2 separate regions of the Homo sapiens genome follow, and region 2 is linked to region 1. The links are chromatin loops, found by intact Hi-C in ENCODE. Cell type or tissue: A673. All regions are shown on one strand. Links, peaks and the distances in the headings refer to the core of each region. The heading gives the core; the rest is flanking DNA. Region 1 overlaps NEDD4L (NEDD4 like E3 ubiquitin protein ligase). Region 2 overlaps FECH (ferrochelatase).

The links. Peaks named below come from ENCODE experiments on the same cell type or tissue, not always from the same donor. Only the 100,000 strongest peaks of a DNase experiment are listed, where the experiment ranks them.
Region 2: a loop joins it to region 1, with 5 times the contacts of the local background. A loop is called at or near these places in 7 of 110 quality-filtered maps.

Annotation. Positions count from the first base shown.
Region 1 is chr18:58,113,603-58,129,448 of GRCh38, forward strand. The region is part of intron 1 of NEDD4L (NEDD4 like E3 ubiquitin protein ligase); the gene reads left to right. Among named protein-coding and RNA genes, the nearest start is that of NEDD4L, 77 kb to the left of the region's middle. RefSeq lists an enhancer at 12,337-12,836. In A673, for the core only: a CTCF peak has its summit at 8,487 (motif pointing left); a DNase peak (open chromatin) is centred at 8,479.
Region 2 is chr18:57,553,729-57,561,728 of GRCh38, forward strand. It overlaps FECH (ferrochelatase), which reads right to left. Exons shown (of 11, transcript NM_000140.5): 7 at 5,417-5,515; 8 at 1,117-1,224; 9 at 532-696. Among named protein-coding and RNA genes, the nearest start is that of FECH, 29 kb to the right of the region's middle. In A673, for the core only: a CTCF peak has its summit at 4,324 (motif pointing right); a DNase peak (open chromatin) is centred at 4,343.

The DNA.
Region 1 (15,846 bases), core at 4,802-12,801:
AAAGTCTGTATTGGAGTGCAGAGACTGCCAGAAGAGGGGCTCATAGAGGCCAAAGTGGGACGGCCTTACGGACGAGCTGATAATTTGGGCATTATTCAAGGTGGGGTGCTATGTCATTGAAGGGTTTTAGCAGAGGGGAGGCATTATCCAAGTTAAAGAACAAAACAAAACAAAACAAAACCCACTCTAGTTGCTGTGTGGCAGATGGATTGGGATTGGGGGTGTGGGGTTGGTGGCAAGAATAGATGCAGGGGGACAAGTTATGAACTGAGACTGGGACCTCATGGGTCTTCCTGCCCAAGACCGAGATGGCTGGGGGTGGGGGCTGCGGCTAGGGACATGGGGCCTCAGTGCCCACGTTTTCTGTCCTCTGTCCCCTGTGAGGGTATGTGCGCTCTCATACCAGCCGCAGGGCACTTTGGCTCGCTTGTGTTGCTGGGAGAGATCTCCTTTAATGTTTTTTTGTGTTTTTAAAATATGAACGTAGGCCCTGGCAGAGACAAGGCAGAAACCACTTTTGAGTTTTTAGGGCTGTGCATTCTTAAACAACTCTGAGTGACCCTTCCATCATTACAATTTATCAACTAAATTAGAAAACGTGCTTTCACAGATTTCTAGTACTTGGGCAAATTTGTTATTTACGCTCAAGATGAAGTGTTGCTTCTAGTGACAGTTTTGCTGTTGGGCAGCATTTGTAGGGTAAAGGTGTTTTTGCTTTTGGAATCCATTGGGAGATTTAAAAAAAATATATATATATATACACACACACACACACATACACACATATAAAGTAAAAAGCAGGAAGTCTATGTGTGTGCCAGGGGATCCCAAACTCTTGGCCTCCAGCAGTCAAGAGATTTTTTAAAACCTTTATCTTTTACCGTCTTGCTTTTTAAAATCCATTATGTCTTTGTATAGTACTTGACATACATGGGCAGAAGTCATGCTGGAACGTGAAGATGGGAGCATGGACTTTCTGGAGCATCCCAGGTGGGGTTCCTGTGGCTGCTGTAAGGCAGGACCGCAGAGCGGTGGCTGCAGACAGCACGGATTTGCTATTATATCTCATAGTCATAGTCCTGTAGGGTAGAGTCTAACATGGGCTAAACTCAAGGTGTCGCCAGGGCTGTGTTCCTCCCGGAGGCTCTAGGAGAGGATCCCCTTGCCTTTCCCAGTTTCTGCAGGACATCTAGCAGCCTCAGCTCATTGTCCCCTCCCTGCGTTTGCAAAGCCAGCAGAGTAGCATCTCTGTGGCCATTCCCACATGGTCACATCTCCTCCTGGGATGCTCTCCTTCTGCCTCCCTTTGCACTTTCAGGAGCCCTTGTGATTCCATTGTGTCCATCTGGATAATCCAGGATAATCTCCCTATTTTAAGGTCTGCTGATTAGCAACTTTAATTCCATCTGCAGCCTTAATCCCCCTTTTCTGTGTAAGCTGACCTAGTCACAGGTTCTGGGGATTAGGACTCGCGCATCTTGGGGGACCGTCATTCCACCTGCGGCAGTGGTAGGCTAAACCTTAGGCGTCTGATATTGTGAACCTGGCTCACTGGCCTTTGTCTTCTTGCCGACTCCTATTGGTATTTGCCTGAGATGTTTTTCTTTTCTTTTTCATTCTTTTTTCTTTTCTTTCTTTCTTTCTTTTTTTTTTTTTTTTCTGGTTCTGGGCCCACAGTAGGTGCCTTAGAATCATGCAGTCCAGTTGCCTTCTGGGAATCCATTGTAGTAAGTGGTAGAGGTTTTTAAAGCAGTCCTAGGGGAGATGCAATTCCCTGCTTACATTCAAGTTTTTCGGGAAGACAAGTCTGTTTAGGAAACATAGGAGGTTAGTTGCATTTTCCTCATTAATGCAGGATATTAAAATATTCAGAGGGAACCCAGGAGTCCTCTCAAGATGAGTTTAAATTTCTCATACTTGTAGAAGTTGTTGAGAAATACTGGATTCTAATTTCCAGAACTCTGGTGGGGAAGGAGACTGTGAACCTGGTCTGAATTGAGAATGGGGATTGAGGATTTTTGGACTTTTGAAAGATTGACTTACTCTCTCCCGTTAGTTCTGTTGAACTGCTGCCTAAATGGAGGGAATGTGCATCCTCTCTTGTGTTGCGTGGCAATGCCGTGGGGACACTTGGGACATGAGCAAAACGTTGACAGAGGGGAGCACTTCCCGGAATATTATTAATACAGAGTTAGTTTTAACTTCACCTTTTGGGCAAACTTGACATTATAGATCTTGAAATAGGATTATTTTTCCCTTGCTAAGAGGTTAGCAAAATCAGTACAGTGTGTCTCTTTGACAGGCCCTAGAAAGCACTCTACGTTTGTTAACTTTAAATTTGGGTTGGAAATTGATGTTATTGGAGGAGCAAGGCGTGTTTAGGCCTGATGATTTTTGGATAGCTTGACCAAACCCGGTACAGCCAACTTTCCCCCAAAACTACTGTGTCCTTCTCAGTGGTTCCTGTGCCTGCACAGGGACCCAGCGCACACCCCAGTGTGCCTCTTTGGGCTCTGGCTAACTTAGGCTGACATCCTGATAGAACGCAGTGACCACCTGGTCATTTGATTACAGCGCTTCTTCCAGACAGCACGCTCAGAATTGCGTTTCTTACTTCCAGTCTTCTTGCCCTGTAAGCATTTTCTGTGAGTCACCAAATCAACCACAAAATCATTTAATTTTATGGAAGTGGAAAATCAGACTTATTAAAATACTGTGTTTTTGTTTTAAAGCTCAGAGGTATAGAGATCCATGAATTTTTTTCCATGCCTTCTCATAATGTGGTTTTGGTTTAGCTGCGGTTCTTCCAGGCGCAGATGTCAGCCCTCTGCAGATCTGCTGCATCAGAGTTTATGGCCTGGGTCTTAGGAATTTGCAATTTAAAATAACCCCTTCAGGTGCATCTAATGCAGCCTAAATTTGGGGCCAGCTCATGGGTTGTAAACTGTACTGCCCTATACAATAGTAGCACAGTTCTAAGCTCAAGGGACTCAAGGGGGTCCAGTAAGTACAGTTCACCAGAGAAATAACAAAAGCATTTGCAGAGGGAGACCAGAGCATCACCTTTGTTAGGGCAAAGGCTTAACATAGAGGAATGTGGCTTCTATGTCCAGGCCAGTGGGCTTCCTAACACAGAACATGGAATTAGGCAGACTTAACATCCCCCATGCCCACCCTGGTGAGTGCCAGCATGGGCTTGAGCTGCTCTTCACACTGATGGTCCATCCTTTGGACTGATCTCCTTGTGAAGGATACAATACAGCAAGGAGCGGGGGCTTGGCTTGGCACAGCCAGTTCTTTACCCAAACTCCTGCCAACGCTGGCCCTTCTTTCTTACCCTGGTTGGAGTGTGTGAGGGTGGGAGAGGCAGGAGGAATATGCTGGACAGAGCTTCTTCCATCTAGAAGGGAATTTCAGGAGTAAGAAAGCGGCAGCTCTTAACATACCTGGGAGAAAGCAAGTGCTTAGTAAACAGTTGAGGAATGAACTAAGAATTTTCAGACAGATTTTCCTCTTCTGGAGCATTTGCAGAACCGCCTCTTTGCTCAAGTGCTTTGTTTTTTACAGATTCATTTAAGGTCATGGTTCCAGACACTAATGTAAATCAGCACATATATTATTGAAGAAGTAGAATACCTCCAGGCCCAGTTGCCTTGGAGCAGGAAAAACAGTTCATCCTCATTACCATCCAGAATAATTTATGTTCAAGATAATACACAATCAATTTACTTTTTATCATATTCGAATTTGATTTGTGTACACTTTTGAGTTTGGATGTCAGCCACATTGCTTCTGTGTGTTAATCTTTATTTACGGGAATAAATGGGAAGCAGTCAGCCATTTTTTATTCTTTATTGGGGAACTGCATTATAGTGGAAAAGGTAAAATTATAAGCTAATGAGACCAGAGGTCTGTATGTATGAAAACCATCCTCATCGCTTCACAGTTGTCTTTGAACCAGTTTCCCTGGGATTGTTCGAAATGTAGCAAACGTGGCTCACGGTTACCCTGACGGGGCCAGAGCAATAGGGGGAGGTGTGGGCACCTGTATACATTTGCGTTGAAAAACGTACCCGGGCTATTCTGAGGTCCTTTCCTGCCCCCAGCCTGGTTTCTGGGCCTCTCTGGAGTCTCTCTTTCTGGCACTTGTGTTCTGGAATCGCTTATCAGCCTGGACTCCTTCAGCAGCAGCTGCCACAGTGTCTTTGTAGTCACACTACACACCTATATACTCCATGACATGGAGTGTATAGAATGTTTCCCGTCTTCCTCGTCAGTGCTGCCAGGAGAAGCTTCCCCTCTCCTAACCTCTGGATAGTGGCTGGCTCTGCTTTATTCAGGCATTGCTTTCATTTTTTAGAACAGCTGCTCCAGTATGCTTAGTGTGAATGACAGCCCAGCAGAAAGAATGGACTTGACACTGGAGACTGCACCACTCCACATTTCTTTGTCCCCTCAAGATGACTTAACTAGCTCCCTTCCCTTTTCCTTCATGCAATAGCCTCAGAAGTTCGGCTGGCATTGCCAAGTTGTTAGAGTGAACCTTAACCTGTGTATGACTCAGAATTCACATCTGCTGTGTCAGTGAACACACAGATCTCTTTGTGAACACATGGTTATCAAGAGGCACATGCTCTTACGTATCCTGCCGGATTCTGGTAAGGCGCTGCTTGCGCAGTAAGCACTTGTCAGGTGCTTATGATGCCTGTGACGTGAGGCTGTGGATGCAGAATTTGTGGTCTGAACATTTTTGAGTAGATAAAAATGGAAACTGAAATTGGTGAAGCAGACTTGTGGCTTTTCCTACTTTCTCATCTCTTTTATGGATATAACTAGAAGCTCTGCTTCATCAATGAGTGTGTTAAAACAATTTGTTTACAAAATCCTATTTATTAAAATAAAAATCTGAAAGAACTGCGCTGCTGCTTTTCAGTGCTCGCCACTCTAGGAACCTGTATTCCTCCTCTTGTTCATCCTCCCTTTTCTTCTTTTTTGTTTTGTTGTTGTTTGTGTGTATGTATGTGTCTGTGTGTGTGTGGCGGGGTGGTGGGGGCGGTGTTGCCAAATCTTTTGCACTGAATCTTTGAAGATGTCCTGAAATACTTACCAAATCACTAGAGCGAAGAGAAGCCCATCTGATTTCTTCATCTCCCAGCTGAGGAAGGACACACTTTCTCCCACTCTCCAGTGAAGGCCCCTGTGTCCTGTGGGTGGGGGAGCTGACATCACACTCAGTGCTGACATTTCTTGTTCCCTGGGTGGGCGCTGATTCCAGATCCTCTTCAGCCCCCCAAGCGGAACTGGGTTTCTCTTGAAGGTCCTAACCTCAGCTCACACCACCTGCTACTACCTTTCTGGGTCTTGGATTTTGTTGTTACCCAGGCCCGGGGTCATCCCAAAGGCTCTTGATAGCCCTGTGGCTGTGCTTGCTAATACACTGTCCTCATCTTTTGTCAGCGAAGTAAATCCAATAATGTTTCCTTCTCTTTAATCCAAGCCAGTCTTCATTGAAAACACTTCACCTCTAAGCTCTCAGGCTCTGCAGTCTGCCCTCTCCAACCTTACCCCTCATGCCCCACCTTCCCTTTGTCCCCATCTTTCCCTTCTGTTCCAGTCATTCTCATGGGCCATGGAGAGTGGAAGCCTGGGAGGGCTTTGCCAAAGTCCAGTTGCCTGCTCACTTTCCTAAGGGCCAGAGCAATGGGGGAGGTGGGGGAGGTGTGGGCACCTGTATACATTTGTGTTGAAAAAGGTACCCAGGCTATTCTGAGGTCCTTTTCTGCCCCCAGCCTGGTTTCTGGGCCTCCCTGGAGTCTCTCTTTCTGGCATTTGTGTTCTGGAATCGCTTATCAGCCTGGACTCCTTCATCAGCAGCTGCCACAGTGTCTTTGCAGTCACACTACACACCTTTACCCCGATCCACTGACCTGCTGTCCCGGATGGCCCTGGTGTGTTCTCTCTGTTCCTAGCCGCAGAAATTGCTGGTGAATGTCACCAAGCTAAGCGGTGTAGCTTTATAACAAGTGGATTCAGCCAGCTGGGACTGGACGACTGAGAGTTTGCAGCCCCTGCTGGACCCTGTGTAACTGTCCAGTTCGCCTAGCTATTGGTTTGGCCCAGTGGTTTTCAATTTTGGCTGCACATCAGAATCACCTGGGGGAGGTTTAAAACCCTACCTCTGCCCCCATGCCCTGGGGTTCACACCCAGAAATGCTGACTTCATTGGTCGGGGGCTGGCAGGCCTGGACATTGGCGGTTTGCTTAGAAGCTGCCCGGGTGGTTCTCATAGCAGCCAGGGTCAAGCACCACGGCCTGTTCTTACCTGGCTCCCCAGGCCCCCTTTAATCTCCCTCTGCAGCAGATTGGCACACATCGCATTGTGGAGCAAGCCATCTGATAATTTTCCTTAATCGTCTTTGAAGATCTTCCCTCTGCCTGTTGATCCTTTAAGGAAGAAGTCTCCTTGCCAGGATCGGCCTCTCCAGTCTCTGGATCCCTTCTTGCTTGCTCTCTTCAGAACCCATGAAACCTCTCTGGCTGCCTTGACGTCAGCCAGATTGGACTGCCCAAATAGAAAGGCAGAAATCCCTGTCGAGGCCAGACAGCAAGGATGGAGAGAGGCAGGGGGTGAAATGAAACACACCAGGAGGAGTAAAGACAAGGCCTTCTGATGTCAGCCAAGAGCAGGTGTGGATTAGGCAGTCCTAAGTTTGAGTCCTGGTTCTGCTATTCATTGGCCAATTGTATTCTCCCTCCCTCTACGATGAGGTTAATTACAGTTACCTCACTGGGATTTGTGAGGATGGAATGAGGTAACAAAACATAAAATACTATCAGTACAATGCCCAGCTCATAATGAGTATGCAGCAAATGTTCACCCTTTAAAAAATGCCACGGCCGGGCGTGGTGGCTCGCGCCTGTAATCCCAGCACGTTGGGAGGCTGAGGCGGGCGGATCACGAGGTCAGGAGATCGAGACCATCCTGGCTAACACAGTGAAACCCCGTCTCTACTAAAAATACAAAAAAATTAGCCAGGCGTGGTGGCGGGAGCCTGTAGTCCCAGCTACTCGGGAGGTTGAGGCAGGAGAATGGCATGAACCTGGGAGGCGGAGCTTGCGGTGAGCCGAGATCACGCCACTGCACTCCAACCTGGGTGACAGAGCAAGACTCCATCTCAAAAAAAAGAAAAAAAGTCCCTTTCTACCTTCAAATTCAGGAAAATTTTCTTTAGTCCAACAGATGTAATCCCCCCCTCACTCCCCCATCCCCACTGGTATCTTTATGTACTCAGGTGACTATTACCATATTCTGCTTGGACTGTTTTTATACATTGCAGATAATTTGAAGATATGGACTTAGGTAGGTTTTTAGATTTATAATAATTAAGTGATGTTTTTCTATCAAGTGATGAAAGTTTCAACAGATATTTGTTAAAATTTAATTTAGCCAAAGGAAGACATGCCATTTCAGCAATGTGATCTAAGTAAAAGTGTCTTCTCTTTTTTTTGGTGGGGAGAACAGAGTGTAGAATGATATTAGTAAGATAGAGAATTGATGACCAAACCATAACTGCTAGCATTTTAGTAGAGGACACAACAGAGAAAGGATTCTCACGTGTGTTATTAGGATCTTGGATGAGAGTGGGCTGTTATTTTAACTTTGGCCCCTGTTGGAGCAAATTACTCTTTGGGGGCCCGGTTTTCCTCAGGAACTACCTACAGAATTCAGTGAGATAGATTTTAGAACCCTTCTGAATGCTGCTGGTTTGGAGATTCTGTCTGTAGCAAGTTTTGTTCAGTTGTTAATCTTTCTTTCTTTTCTTTCATTCTTTTTTTTTTTGACAGGGTCTCTCTATCACCCAGGCTGGAGCAGTGGTGTGGCCCTGGCTCACTGCAGGCTCAAGCGCTCCTTCCACTTCAACTGCCCAAGTAGTTAGAACCACAGGCGAGTTCCACTACAGCTGGCTAATTAACAAAAATTTTTTTTGTAGAGATGAGGTCTCACTGTGTTGCCCAGGCTGGTCTCAAACTCCTGGGCTCAAGTCATCATCCTGTGTTGGCTTTCGAAAGTGCTGGGATTGCAGGCATGAGCCACCACACCTGGCCAACTATATGTTTTCTATGTTTATTATATTTTCTGATTTGTAATGTATTTTAAAATTATCCCAATAATATATGAATGCAATCTTGAAAAATACTCAGCATAGCCTTTAGGCTAAAAAGTGGAGGTCTGCCATTTCTCTGCCTTGCCCCATTCCCTTCCCATGTCTTATTTTCCCTGTTACCAGGTTGGTGTGAAGCCTTTGAGACCTTTTTCTCTGCACACCCATATATGTGTTTTTTCTATGTTTTTATAGTATTGTTTCATTTAAAAAATAAACTAGGTTTTTGAACTTGAGAAATTTCAACTCGTTCTGCTCAGAGCTTTGTTTTATTAAAATCAGTGCCTGGGAGTTGCTCAAGTCTTTGGGCTGTGTCGCCCTCTAGTGGTAGCCCTTTGGCTTACAGCTGCCATTCAGCCCTAGGGCTGGGGTGGAAGTGATGGTTTTGTGCCCACAACCTGATGGCAGGGTTGGCAGTGTTTAGTTGCTGACAAGTGTCTAAAACTCAATCTAGGCCGGGTGCTGTGGCTCACGCCTGTAATCCCAGCACTTTGGGAGGCCAAGGCGGGTGGATCACCTGAGGTCAGGAGTTCGAGACCAGTCTGGCCAACACGGTGAAACCCCGTCTCTACTAAAAATACAAAAATTAGCCGGGTGTGGTGGCGGGCGCCTGTAATTCCAGCTACTCAGGAGGCTGAGGCAGGAGAATAGCTTGAACCCAGGAGGAGGTTCCAGTGAGCCGAAATTGCGCCATTGCACTCCAGCCTGGGCAACAAGAGCAAAATTCTGTCTAAAATAAAATAAAATAAAATAAAATATAAAAGTCTAGTGAGCCCTGGAGTGGTGTTTGCCTTGCTACCTCCAACTTGCCCTTTTTAAGAGACTTAAAATTTGTGGTAACTTTTCACATGATGTGTATTTAGATACTGCTGAGTTAATGAGGCTGCTATACCTGGCTGATTTATTGTTTGCTTTCAAAGCAGTTGTCAAGTGGTGTCCACCCATCCCACTGATGGATTTTTTTTCTTTTTTCTTTTTCTTTTTTTTTTGAGACAGAGTCTTGCTCTGTTGCCCAGACTGGAGTGCAATGGCATGATCTCGGCTCACTGCAGTGTCTGCCTCCCAAGTTCAAGCAATTCTCCTGCCTCAGCCCCCTGAGTAGGGATTACAGGTGTGTGCCACCACGCCTGGCTCATTTTTGTATTTTTAGCAGAGATGGAGTTTCACCATGATGGCCAGGCTAGTCTCGAACTCCTGACCTCAAGTGATCCACCCACTTCAGCCCCCCAGAGTGCTGGGATTACAGGTGTGAGCCACTGCACCTGGCCCCACTGACTGTTTATATCTGTTATACTGTTCTTGCCTCTGTGCCTTTTGGGTTCCCTGTCATGGCAGCATCCTTACATCCTCCACCACCTCTGAATGTTCCCGCACCTTCTCTTTCTAATGGAAGCCTGGCTGGCCCTTGAAGACACCGCCAACCCTGCTGGTCTCTTCACAGAGTATCCACCCAGCAACCTGGCCTGTCCATTCTTGACTTCTTCTGGTCCAGCTGCCTTTCTGTACCTCATTTTAGTGACCCTTTTTAGATCTCGTCCAGGTTAGCCTCTAGAACCCTGATCTCAGGCACCCCACTCTGCGATCTTCCGTTCCCAGCCTTCCCACTTGAAATCGTCTTGGAAATCCCGGGCTTTGCCAATCTGTGGACCCACCACCTTTTCACCCCCTTTCCGGTGCCCTCAGGGGACTTTGCTGTAGCCTGAACCTCATGGTCCCTTCCTGTAAACAGCCAAACTGCTTTGTACTCCCTGAGGAGACCCCCGCCCCGGTTGGACACCCCACCCTGGTTAAACCCACTTTCACAATTATTCCAAAACTGCCAACTGGACTTGCATCTCTTCAGATCGGCTGTCATCACTCATTGTATCAGGAATCTTATTACACTTTTGCAGCAGTTTCATCGGTTCAGAGAAAACTCTTTCATACCTTCTGCTCATCAGTTCTCCACACCTCCCATCATTCTCCTAGCTGATGACTTTGCTGCTTGTCTCATTGAGGAAAGAAGCCGTTCAGTCAGTGAGACCCCCTGTCTCGCCTCCACCTTTCCACCTGCTGCCGCGGAGGCTTCCCCAGCTCCTGTCTCACTCAGGCCCCTTGCCACTCTCAAGGCATCTTCTTCCTGCTTCCCAAGGATGTCACTCCTGCAGTTAACCCTTTTTCCTCCTGCATTATTCGTTTCTTCCTTTCTTCCGCATCCTTCCAAATAGCGTAAAAACAGGCCTTATGACGTTTCTCTTTAAAAATGTCCTTACCAGTGCCACGTCCCTCTTGGCCACTGCCCCTGTTGTGCCTCACTCCGTAGAAAGAAGTGACCTGTAGAGACTATATCCTGCCCTCTCCAGCGCCTGCCTTCCGATTGCCCCTTCCAGTCTAGTAACTGTGTCCATTCCTTCTCCAATGACCGGGTGACAAGCTGTCCCTTCTGAGAGTGCCAGAGGGTGTTCCCCGGGTGGGAGGCCGGATGTCAGTGCCAGCTGTGCTGTCCTGGGTGAGCCTGTGAGGGACCACATCTGGTCAGACTCGTGCATGGCCTGCCCTCATCTTCCTCCGCCTGCGGTGCCTTTGAGAGCATTGACTCCACTAAGCCCGATTTCTGTGTGGCATGTTGTCTGTTCCTCCCCGGCCTCCTCGATGGCTCCTCCTTGGTCTCCCTCTGGCTACTCCTCTGCTTCTCCGCCTCCAAGTGCTGCTCCAAGTGCCTTCTGTGCTCTGTCTCCATCCATCCCAAACCTTCCAACACTCTCTGTAAGTGGAATCTCACCTTGAGGCTGCCAGCCCAGCCTCCTCACCTCTGTGCTCCATCTTTAGAGAGTCACCTCTCTGTCTGGCATTCCCACTTGAGGACCAAGATGATTCTCAACCTTAACGTGGCCCACATGGAGCCGCTGCTCTTCCTGCCCAGATCTGCCTTCACCACCACATCCTGCCCACTGTCACTAAACGGCACCAGCTCTTACCTGGTTTCTCAGTAAAAAAACAAGTTTATCATCTTCCCTCACATACTTTATTCAATAATAATCACTAACATTTATTGAGTGCTTCCTATGTGCCTGACACCATTCTAAGCATTTGAAGAAGAGTGTATTAACCTGCATGAGGAAGGCTATTAAAACCTATGTAATTAATTAATTAATGGATGGATGTGTGGATGAATGAATGGCAGGGTCTTACACTGTCACCCAAGCTGGAGTGCAGTGGTCCAATCATAGCTCACTGCAGCGTCAGACTCCTGGGTTCAGGCAGTCCTCCCACCTCACCCTTTTGAGTAGCTGGGACTACAGGTGCTTGCCACCAGCTAATTTATTAAAAAACATTTTGAGAGATGGGGTTTCATGATGTTGCCAAAGCTGGTCTCGAACTCATGGCCTCAAGCGATCCTCCCACTTTGACTTATAGATTGTGGGGATTAGAGGTGTGAGGCATCGCGCCTGGCCTGTAATAACCTATTTGTGAATGAGAAAGGTCAGGCACAGAGAAGTTAAATAATTTGCTCACAGAAATTTCCTGTGTTGCAGCTGAGATTTAAATCCAAGCAATGTGTTTCTAAGCCTGGGCTCTTAACTGTAACACTGTCCTCTTCCCCCCACCAGGAGGGTGTGTGTGTGTGTGTGTGTGTGTGTGTGTTTCTGAATCTGACCAGTTGAGGCAGGCTTTCATGTCATTCTCTCTGGCCACCCCCTTCTTTGTTCACCTCCAGTCTTTGGAATAGTCAGAGCGATGTGTTCATGGTAGAAATGAAATCACATCAGGTCCTCAGTGGCCCATCACATTTAGAACTAAAGCTCACTCTTGCCTCATGCCTCTGAGCCCTTATATGATCTCGAGTCACCACCCCACTGCCAGCCTCTCCACTCTCTTCTCTGTGCCTCATGCAGCCCAGGAAATATAATTTGGACCGCAAATGCCAGCCACCTATGTACGGTAACTTTTCTAGTAGTCACATTAAAAAGAAAACAGGTGAAATGAATTTTAATGCATTTTAGTTAACTCATGATATCAAAAATATTTCAACATGTAATCAGTATTCACACAAAGATTAATCAAGTATTTAACAGTCTTTTCTTTTGATCCGGGGTCTTGGAAGTTTGACCTACCACCTCTCAATTTAGCCAGCCACATCTCCAGTACTTGGCAGCTGTTTGTGGCTACCTCATGGACAGGGCAGGTCCCGCCACCCGGGCATCCGTCTGCCTGGCGCACGCACCAAACGGGTTCCAGTCTGGGGAAGTTGGCATCTGCTGTTGTTACTTTTGGTCAGAACGCCCTTCGCCTGCATCCTCACGGGGCTGACTCCCTTTAGCCTTGAAGGGGACCGTTGCTCCGAGAGGCCTGAACACTCCAGCTGCAGCTTTCTCCCCAGTCATTATTGAGATCAAATTCACATCTCTTACAATTCACCCATTTAATGGGTGATGCAATGCGGTGGCTTTTAGTATATTCACACACATGTGCAGACATCACCATAGCCAATTTTAGAAAATTTTCATCAGCTGAAAGAGAAACCTTGTATCCTTTAGCTATGACTTTGTGATTCCCTGTTCCCCTGAGCCCCTGGAGAACCCTATCTTTCTGTCTCTGTAGGTGTGCTGATTCTGAATATTTTGCATAAACGGAATCATACTAGGGGGTCTTTTGCTTGGGACCCCTTTCACGTGGCGTGTTTCCACGGCCCATCCCGTGTGATAGCATGCATCAGTACTTCATTCCTTTTTATGGCAGATAATAGCCCATTGTATGGATATACCACCTGTTTTTTTAAAAAGTCCATTCATCAATTCATGAGCATTTGGTTTGTTTCTACTTTTTGGTAGAATGATGCTGCCATGAACACTTGTGTGCAGGTTTTTGTGTGGACATAGACTTAGGAATGGAATAACCATGGAGTTACGGTAACTCTACATTTAAGCATTTGAGAAGCTGCTGGCCTGTTTTTCATCTGCACCATTTGCATTCCCACCAGCATCAAGTGGGAGCTCCAGTCTCTCCATATCCTCCCCAGCAGTCGGTTACCCTTTTCTGTTGCCTCTGTAGCACTTTCTAAACATAAAATTAGCTTATTTCTTTGCAGGTGTCTATTGCACCCCCCAGGAATGTCAGTTCCCTGCAGACTCTCACTCTGCCTTGGCACCCGCACCCCAGCACCCAGGGGTGAGGTGCCTGCCTGGGCAGCCCTGTCCTCACCTGGGGTTGACTGACCAGAGAACCCTTGCGATTCTCTCTCTGGGTTTCTGTCTGCATTCCTGTCGGGATAGGTGAGACTGGGGTGACGGCTGCTCGCGGCTTGGTCACCTTCTTCTCTGCTTACCTGTTCATGCTCTCTTGCTTTTCTCTGATAGCAAACCCCGTCTCCTGTCATCCTCCCTCCTGGCGGACCAGAGCTATACTGGCCCATAAAGGAGTGCTGGCCACACCAGGCTAGATTCCAGTTGAGCTTAAATAAAACAAATAGAAAGGTCCTCCGTGGTATTAGCCATATTGTAGGTGCTCCGTAGACACATGCGGCTAGTGGCTGCCCACAGGACGCTGCAGATGTGGACGTCCCCGTCATCACAGGACGACATTCTGTGGGCAGCGCTGTATTTGTTTACAAACACAATTCTTTGGCTGTGTGAAGGTTCAGGATGATACCTTTGCCATTATGATTCATTTATTCATTTCAGGCTGGACACGGTGGCCCACACCTGTAATCTCCACACTGGGAGGCCGAGGCGGGAAGATCGCTTGAGGCCAGGAGTTTGGGACCAGCCTGGGCAACATGGCGAAACCTCACCTTTATTTAAAAAAAAAAAAATCGGCCGGGTGCGGTGGCTCACACCTGTGATCCCAGCACTTTGGGAGGCCGAGGCAGGCGGATCACGAGGTCAGGAGATTGAGACCATCCTGGCCTAACACAGTGAAACCCCATCTCTACTAAAAAATACCAAAAATTAGCTGGGCGTGGTGGCAGGTGCTTGTAGTCCCAGCTACTCAGGAGGCTGAGGCAGGAGAATGGTGTGAACACGGGAGGCGGAGTTTGCAGTGAGCGGACATAGTGCCACTGCACTCCAGCCTGGGCCACAGAGTGAGACTCCGTCTCAAAAAAAAAAAAAAAAAAAGAATCAACATTTATTTATTTATTATTTATTTTTTTGAGACAGAGTCCTGCTTTGTCACCGAGGCTGGCACGATCTTGGCTCACTGCAAACCCCACCTCCCAGTTCAAGTGATTCTTGTGCCTCAGCCCAGTGCCACCATGCCCGGCTAATTTTTTTGTTTTGTTTTGTTTTGTTTTGCTTTGCTTTCCTTTGTTTTGTTTTGTTTGAGACAGGGTCTCACTCTGTCGCCCAGGCTGGAGTGCGATGGCACGATCTCGGCTCACTGCAACCTCCACCTCCTGGGTTCTAGTGATTCTCCTGCCTCAGCCTCCCAAGTGGCTGGGACTACAGGCTCCCGCCACTGCACCCGGCTCATTTTTGTATTTTTAGTAGAGATGGGGTTTCACCACATTGGCCAGGCTGGTCTCTAACTCCTGGCCTCAGGTGATCCACCCGCCTCGGCCTCCCAGCGTGCTCATTTATTTATTTTAGCATCCCTTCTTGTGCCTGGTTGTAAAGTTCTTCTTATCCCAGGAAACTTAATAGGTCAAAGAACCCTCCCCTTGAGGCAGTTTGGATGGGGCTGGCTGGGAATTGGTATGTCCAGCTGCCCATATCGTGGCCTCTGAGTCAATTATACAGGCATCTCGGCAACTTGAAGTTTTGAGTCCCAAAACAACAGATTCCATAGCATAAACAGTGCAACGTAAATCCTGTCCCTTGTCCCTCTTCCATTGGATACCCTTGTTTATGTTCTCTCTGGCAACTGCCTGTAGCAGGGACGGATGCTGGAAATCCTGGCGGGGCCACGTCTTCTGTGCTTTGTAGGCAGCTATGGCTGGATGGTGCTTGCTGTTTCTGTGTGTAAATGTTGGGATTTTTAAAAGCCCTTCCCCGCTTAATGCGTTGTGGTTGAGCAGCACATTTAAATGCCTGAAGTGTAAGATGAAGTCTCTTGGATGTAGAGGGCAGTGGTGGTTTTTATTTTTCCTGGTTGAACTTGGCCTTTGGATTGCTGACTGCGAGCTCACGGTACTGTTAATGATTTTCTACCTACAGTCACCTGCTGTGCTGAGCACATCAAATACAGTGCGGTTAGTTCCAAGCTATGAAGCGCCTGTCACGCATGTATAACAGGCAGACCTCATTAGGAGGGGGCCTTGCATAGGGGTCACATTTTCCAGCATTTGTTTTCAAAATGGAAATCCAGATCACGCATTTGAGATTAAAATAAAAAAAGCGGCCTGTGCTTTATCATTTTCTTTAACTTACATGCCTGCTGGTCCAGCCCAGATTGCTGATAGAGGAAGCCCTGAGAAAGTTGCCCAGCCAGTTGCCCGTGCTTCAAGACACAAAGGGCTGACTGAGGCATCCGTGCCTACCCTTGGCTGCTGCTGCTCAGCCTGCTTGCATCTCGTCTGTTTTCAGTTATCAGTGGTGTGAGAAAAACACAACGGTGGATTCAGAAGGAGAAACCAAGTCATCTGCATTTGGCCTCAGTGTGTGGACTGTCCTGAAATTTGAGTACAGATGTGTTCATGTCCTGGGATTAGATAAAAAGAGAGGAAACACACAGTGAATTCTTATGGTCTGTCATTTCAGTTGGCCAT
Region 2 (8,000 bases), core at 1-8,000, 560 kb before region 1:
TAAGTGAGTGCATAAAAGAGGTCAAGGAAATCACATCACACATTGCTTCCATGTTCATTTCACGCTCTTCTTTTAAATGACAATGACTCCTATATGCCTTGACACTCAACAAGAAGCCATGTAATAATAGCCCTGAGTAAAGGTCATGATTAGGCAAAGAAAAGAAATTATAAAACAATAAAATGTTTTCCTTTGGAATTAGTGAGAAGTACATTTCTTTTTTCTTAAAGAAATATAGTTGTTATTACTTTCGAGTAGCCCAGTAACTCAAACTAAACAAAATGATGTCAGCCACAGTGATCCCTGGGGCACCTGGTTTAAGGAAAGCACAGGTTTCCCCTCCCACTGCATGGAATTAACTCAATGTGTTGAGATTATTACTCAGATGAAGTATTATTCAGGAGAATGAGGACACCGTACATGCAAACAAATACAGTAAACAATATTTCTGAATGATACATTAGTTAGTTGCAGAAAAAATTTCCTTTTAAAACAAGTCATGATGGGAAAAAGGCAGATGGGTGCATTTACCTCCTTGGCTAAAACTTGAGAGTACTCGATGTCCAGCTCATACAGCGTTTCAATATGGTCACTGGTAAATGCTATCGGAACCAAGAGGATATTCTTCCTCCCCCTCTCACAAAGCCCTTTGATAGATTCGTCTGTTTGAGGACCCAACCAGGGCATTGGACCAACCTATGCGAAAGATAGACGAATGCGTAAGTGGACTATGCCTCCTGACGGTCTGTAGTACCCCTGTTTGCCCCCCTGGGCACACGCACTGCCCACTGCGGGCAAGAGCCACTCTTTACACCTGCTTGAATGGATTTTGATATTTTCACATGGAAACTTGAATCCTAGAAGTTGCCTCAATATAAATAAATAACAGTTTCTGTCATTGCAGCTAAAGGTAAAATATTAAACCAATGGAGCTCCACGAGTCACTTGATTTCCCCTTCTATCTTACTCGCTTGCAGAGTTCTTTCTGCCCATGGTGAGCAATCAGGTTATGGAAGAGCCTGACCATGTGTAAGAGCCAAATCTAACCATTTTATAACTCATAAAATAAATTTTACCAATAAGAGCTGGCCGCCCGCCAGTGTGGAAGCCACTTACCTTGGATTGCCACACCAGTCGGTAGGGGTTGCAGTACTCCAGCCTTTCCATGACTTTTTGGACAGTGGCGCTTACCTCCTGAGGATATGGGTCGCCTCTGTTGACCACCTGCAGCAGAGACACAATGGGTGTTCAGCCATTAACACTGGGAAGGCCCCGAGAGCCTCTGACTATGTGCTGACACAGTGTGAGCCCTGGAACAAAGCCCTCCCTTTCTGTCTCCTGCACCAATGATGATATGGTCTGAGTTCAATCACCAAACTTCCTTAGTTCCACTTCTTCATCAGCCAAAGAAAAACACCGCAGTCAATCATCTCTAAGGTCCCTAAGAGGGTGGAGAATTCCATGTTCCACGTTATTCATGGGGGACTCACAAGATCTAACTAAAGAGGATGGTTCTCTCTCCCTCATCCAATAGATGAAGAAGACACAGAAAAGCTGGGCAGGATGGGAACTTCTACCCTGGTGGTCATGTGTGTAGTTGATTTCACAACAGGAACTGAAACAGTGCTGCATGGACAATGTACAGAACTGCTGGATTTATGGTAAACCCTGGTGGAATTAGAGGAGGAAAGCAGCAGCACATCACTGCAGGTTACAGGCACCTCCAAGAGTGTGACCTGCACCTTCCACTTCCTCTCTCCCCACTCTTCCTGCAACAATGGACAACAGGCAAACACTTTGTGCACAGCAAATGTTTCATACATGATCCCTTGTTAATACCTTTGAAAATTTTCAATGCAAATTTTAATGCTTTAAATATTTACTGTGTACTGACTCCCTAGCCCTCACCTGGCTTTATTTTCTTCTATAACATATATTGCCTGCTAATCTACCATACCATTTTCATATGTATTATGTTTATTATCTTTTCTCCCTACTCTCTGCAAACAAAGATTTTTCTCTGTTTTCTTCATTCCCATATCCTATGATATGGCTGGAAACAGTGCCTGGAATATAGCAGGTGCTCAATAAATATTGGTGAAATGAAATATACTGATAGATGGGGCGCAGTGGCTCACGCCTGTAATCCCAGCACTTTGGGAGGCTGAGGTGGGCTGATCGCCTGAGGTCAGGAGTTCGAGACCAGCCTCACCAACATGGTGAAACCCTGTCTGTACTAAAAATACAAAAATGAGCCTGGTGTGGTGGCGCACACCTATAATTCCAGCTACTCAGGAGGCTGAGGCAGAAGAATCACTTGAACTCAGGAGGCGGAAGCTGCAGTGAGCCGAGATTGCACCAGTGCACTCCAGCCTGGGTGACAGAGCAAGACTCCATCTCGAAAACAAAAAATTATATATATATACTGACAAATTATTTTATGATTATTACTACTGGTCTGTTTAAAAGCCATGGGAGGCATAAATGTAGATGGAATGAAGGAAACACAAAGTTGCCATTAGGACAGCAATGTGGTAATTACTACAAACACGATCTACCCATGGATGCTAGGAAATAACAAAATCTCTGTATTGTCTTAAAGTATCTCCTCCAAGATATTTTTAATTACAAAGAGAAAAATAGTAATTTTAGGATGGATCAACACAGCAGACACACCCTTAAACAAGTGGCCAGGGATCACATCACCAGTAGAAAAGCACGCTGGCATCACAGACCCCCGGGTGTGAGGCACAGAGCAGGGCCCCGCACCCCTGTGGGTTCTTGCCAATGATGCATCACCGCAACCTAATCATGAGAAAACTTCAGACGAACCCAGATGGAGGGACGCACCAGAAAACAACTGACATCCTAAAAATGACTCCTCAGAAATATCAACGTGTGGTGGGGCGTGGCGCCTCACACCTACAATCTCAGCGCTTTGGGAGGCTGAGGTGGGTGGATCACCTGGGCCCAGGAGGTCGAGACCAGACTGGGCAACATGGTGAAACCCTGTCTCTTCAAAAAATACAAATATTAGCTGGGTGTGGTGGTGTGCACCTGTAGTCCCAGTCACTCGGGAGGCTGAGGTGAGAGGCTCACCCAAGTCTGGTAGGTCGAGGCTGCAGTGAGTCGTGACTGCACCACAGCACACCAGCCTGAGTGACAGAGTGAGACCCTGTCTCAAAAAAAAAAAAAAAAAAAAAAAAAAGTCAAGCTGATGAAAGACAAGCCAAGTATCAGGACTGTCACAGATTGGAGGATGCTGAGGAAACCCCACAGCCACACACAGTGTGGGACCCTGGACTGGGTCCTGGGAGAGAAAAAGGACATTTTTGGAAACACAAGTGGCATCCACATGAAGCCTGGAGTGCAGTTAATAGTATTGTACCAGCGCTGGTTTCTCAGCGTTGGTAACTGTACAGTGGTTGTGTAAGATGTTAACACTGGGAGAGGCTGAGTAGAGGGTATATGTACTCTTTTAACTCTGTACTCTTTTAATCAGTTTTCTGTAAGTCTAAAAATTTCTTCAAAATAAAGTTTAAAAAGTTGTCAGAAGGGAACGCAGGGGAAGAGAAGAGTGTGCTAGATCAGTGTTCTTTCTCAACTCTCCAATGTCCTCCCCATACCTGACTTATCCTTATGACACTGTGGCATTTCCCGGTCCCACAAGGACGCTCCAGCAGCCAAACCTGGAAGCAGCGTGCTCCGTCCCCAGGTGAAAGAATAAGGAAGTGAGGCCACGGTCAGAGGAGGCAAGGCAGCACCGGAATCCCCACATACAAAAATGGGTTTCAGCCAGGCACGGTGGCTCATGCCTGTGATCCCAGCACTTTGGGAGGCCAAGGTGAGTGGCTCACTTGAGGTTGAGACCAACCTGGGCAACATGGGGAAACCCCGTCTCTACTAAAAATACAAAAAATTAGCCAGGCGTGGTTGCGTGTGCCTGTGGTCCCAGGTACTCAAGAGGCTGTGGCAGGAGAATCGCTTGAACCCAGGAGGTGGAGGCTACGGTGAGCTGTGATCGCATCACTGCACTCCAGCCTGGGCAACAGAGCAAGACCCGTCTCAAAAAAAAAGCAAAGCAAATGTGTTTGCTCCAGGCTGGTTCAAGGGCTTCCCTTCTGGCATCTCAGGCGAGGTCTCACCTTACATAGGATGAAGTGGCAGGAGGATGGACATGTGAAAAGGATTGCATGACACCAGAAAAGGAAAAGCAAACCCATTAAAATAGGCAGGCTTCCAGAAGAGAGGAATTTATCTTCAGAGCCTCCTACCGTCCACACGAGGCCCAGCAGAGACGATGAGTGGAAAATCTGCAGAGGCTTGGCCCTAGTAGCCACCAGGGGGCGGTAAGGCCCAGTTACAAGAGTGGCCCAGACACTGAGGCTGACTCCATTCCCGACATTGTTAAAACCTCAATCACCCCTGTGAAGATGTAATTATCCACCTCTCTGGGTTGGAAAGCACTGGTTTTAGGATAGAATGCTAGTTCTGAGCAGATGAAACTGGTTGCTTATTCCAAGCGCTTCTATATATCATACAGTACACTAGCTTGATCATTCTTGTTTCCAACAATACAACAGCTATGGCACAGATTGTAGCATCTGGATGAATAGCCTAGTGTAATATGATGAACTAAGGAACAGCCAGATCCCAACTTGATCCTCTATATTCACTTGCAAAAATGTGGTCCTGAGTCTTAGCAAACTGCAATGGCTGCCTAACAAGTCCTGAGGACAAAAGCATGGGATTGAGAGCGCTTGTCTGAATGGAGACCCCCCCACTCAACACACAGAAACATCAAGCTGAGCTCTGCTGACAGGGCAGGCAAAAGCAGCCTTCTCTTAACTGTCCCACTTATTAGAAAGTCTTATATATATCTTCAAGTTATCATTTTAAAGAAAAGAGGAGCTGGGTGTGGTGGCTCACACCTGAAATCCCAGTACTTTGGGAGGCCTGGGCGGGTGGATCACCTAAGGTCAGGAGTTTGAGACCAGCCTGGCCAACATGGTGAAACCCAGTCTCTACTAAAAATACAAAAAATTAGCCAGGCATGGTGGTGGGTGCCTGTAATCCCAGCTACTTGGGAGGCTGAGGCAAGAGAACTGCTTGAGCCCATGAGGTGGAGGTTGCAGTGAGCCGAGACTGCACCATTGCACTCCAGCCTGGGTGACACAGCAAGACTCTGTTTCAAAAAAAAGAAAAGAGGAAAAGATCTATTTACAACATTATAATTTGAATTCATTGTTACGAGGTTTTAAGAAGTGAGGCTAGTTAGCACCAAGTCTGAGATTTGAGAATTCATTCTTGCACTGGGCTTAGGACATAATGGAAGCTGGACCCATTTTACACATTTAGAAAATGAAATCACCCAATCCTCTATCACTAGGTCATCCCAGAAAATGTTCTTACTTACAGACATGGGCAGTGAGTGAGCAGAAAACAGAATGACCACCTCGCTTCTCTTCTCAAGTGGAAAATGGTCCAGTTCCTTTAGAATATGATCTGCAAAGCACTGAGTGAGTAACAAGAAAGGAGGATAAAGAGGAAGGGAAGAAAGAAATGGAAGGAAAAAGAAAATAATTTTAAAATGAAGCCTACACCAAAAATCTCAGAGCAACCCTCAAAAATCCGAACTCTCTTTTTTAAAAAATTGCAAACAGTCCAGCCTCTCAGCATTGGTTTATCATCAAAATGGATCATAACAGTTTCAGGGGCCTAGGGAATTTGCTGGGAAACTTCTAAAGCTCGCTAATGGCTCACTGCAAATGCGCGCTGTGGATCTGCTTCCCCTCGGGAAGGACAGGGCACACTTCCAGATGGAAAGGAAACACAGATGGGAAGGAGTTGTTTTAAGACCTCTCATTTGCTCCGTTAGCAGGAAAACAGCTTACAGGGTCTTTCTAAAGCCTCCTTAGTTTGGCTTTCAGGCATACCACATTAAATACATTAGTCAGGAATAGTAGGGAAATAAGAAAATACTGCTCTATTTTTATAACAGTTTCTTCTGAGCCTCATATCCCCATCAAGTCAATTTTTATAAAAACCTTCACAACAACAGATGACAGGTGATACACACCCATTAAATTCACAGAGCCGGGAAAGATGTGGTAAACTTAGGGGCCCATTCAGTCACATCTGTGGAACTTGAGAAAGAACATGGTTCCTGCCTCCCCCTCCAAATCTCTGTCCACCAGACCAGGGAGCTCCCTTCGTCTAGCCGGCACTTTGATTCACGTCGATAGGTGCTGAAATACCAGAACTGAAGGGGCTTTCTTTCGTCTTATACTTTAATCATTCTCTGTCATTTAGCTTATAAAAAAATGCTACAAAAGACACAAATGGGTCAACTGACAAAATCAGAATATGAATGTAAATTAAGTAAAAGTTTAAATATTGACGTTAAATTTACTGAAGTTGAATGTTGTATTGTGGTTATGTAAGAGAATATTCCTGATTTTAGAAAACACACTTAAGTGTTTAGGTGTAGAGGATGGTGATATATGCATAACTTATTCTCAAATGGGTCAGAAAAAGAAATCATGTTTATACAAACACAGACACACACACATACATACACACACACGGGGCGTGTAAATGATAAAGCAAGTGGGATATACATGTTAATAACACATCAATAGGCCAGACGCAGTGGCTCACGCCAGTAATCCCAGCACTTTGGGAGGCCAAGGTTGGACGACTGCTGGAGCCCAGAAGTTCAAGACTAGCCTGAGCAACATGGAAAGACCTAATCTCCACAACATTTTTAAAAATTAGCAGGGTGTGATGGCACCTGCCTGTGGTCCCAGCTACTCAGCAGGCTGAGGCGGGAGGATCACCTGGGCCCAGAAGGTTAAGGTTGCAGTGAGCTATGATCGTTCCACTCAACTCCAGCCTGGGCAACAGAGTGAAACCCTGCCTCAAAATAATAATAATACAGTAATATAGGTAAAAGAGTAGATGAGAGTTCCTTATACTATTCTTAATCTTGTAACTTTTCTGCATATCTAAAATTATTTCTAAATGGTCCTTTGTAACTTTTTAAAAATTATAAAGGACAATTTATCAGAAACATGTAAATCTGCACTTGTTGGTATTTTGATACATCAGTGGTCAGTGAAAACTATGGGATAAGCAAACTATTCCCTAATAAATATTGAGATATTATTAATCTTTCCAGAACTCTCAAAATTTGGTAAATAAATATCCTAAGGCATAAAATGGTACCTAAAGTTAAGTTCCCTTTTCAGAATTTATAATGTAAATTCTCAGCAAATGTGACAGGATTAGATACAAACGAAACCAATATTTTCTGGTCTTTGCAGTGTTTGGAAACTAAAGATGCTCAGAAAGGATTATTTTTGGACCTCAGCCTAGATAAGGAGGCCCACTGCAAGGTTTATACAGGAGCCTAGAAGATAAATTTGCTCCAATTAACCCAACAGCTAAATAAATACCAATATTAGAGAAAACAGTAATAAAATGGCTATTTGGAGCAATTACTACCTATGCCAAGCAGAAATGTGGATTCAAAACAGAATTTGTAGTTTTAAACTATATTTTTCATTTTAGTTTAGGGTTTTGTTTTCTGGTTTCCAAAAATGTCATATCGTATCCAAAGCCTAGTGTTTTTCTTTTCTCGGCTTGCAAAGCTGCAAGTAAAAACACAAATCATATGGCTTGCAACAGCCTCTAAGCCATCTTCAAAACTGAGGCGCCATGGGCAAGGAGAAGTGCTATTTAAATCACCTAAAACCCATCTGCGGTATTTTCTACTCCCAACCTCTCTGCAGAATGAAAGAGGCACCGAGCCTCTCAGAGCCTTCAATCACACCATCTAGGAGGGCAGATAAATGCCTCTAAAATTCCCTTTCATTTTATGAACAGAGACTTCCTCAGTTAAGAGACCTTTCCATCGTTTTGCTTCCCTCCTTTTCAAAGGGCTGAATTTTAATGCAAATCTAATTACTCACTTGATCAGGGCAGGCAGATGCTGTGCA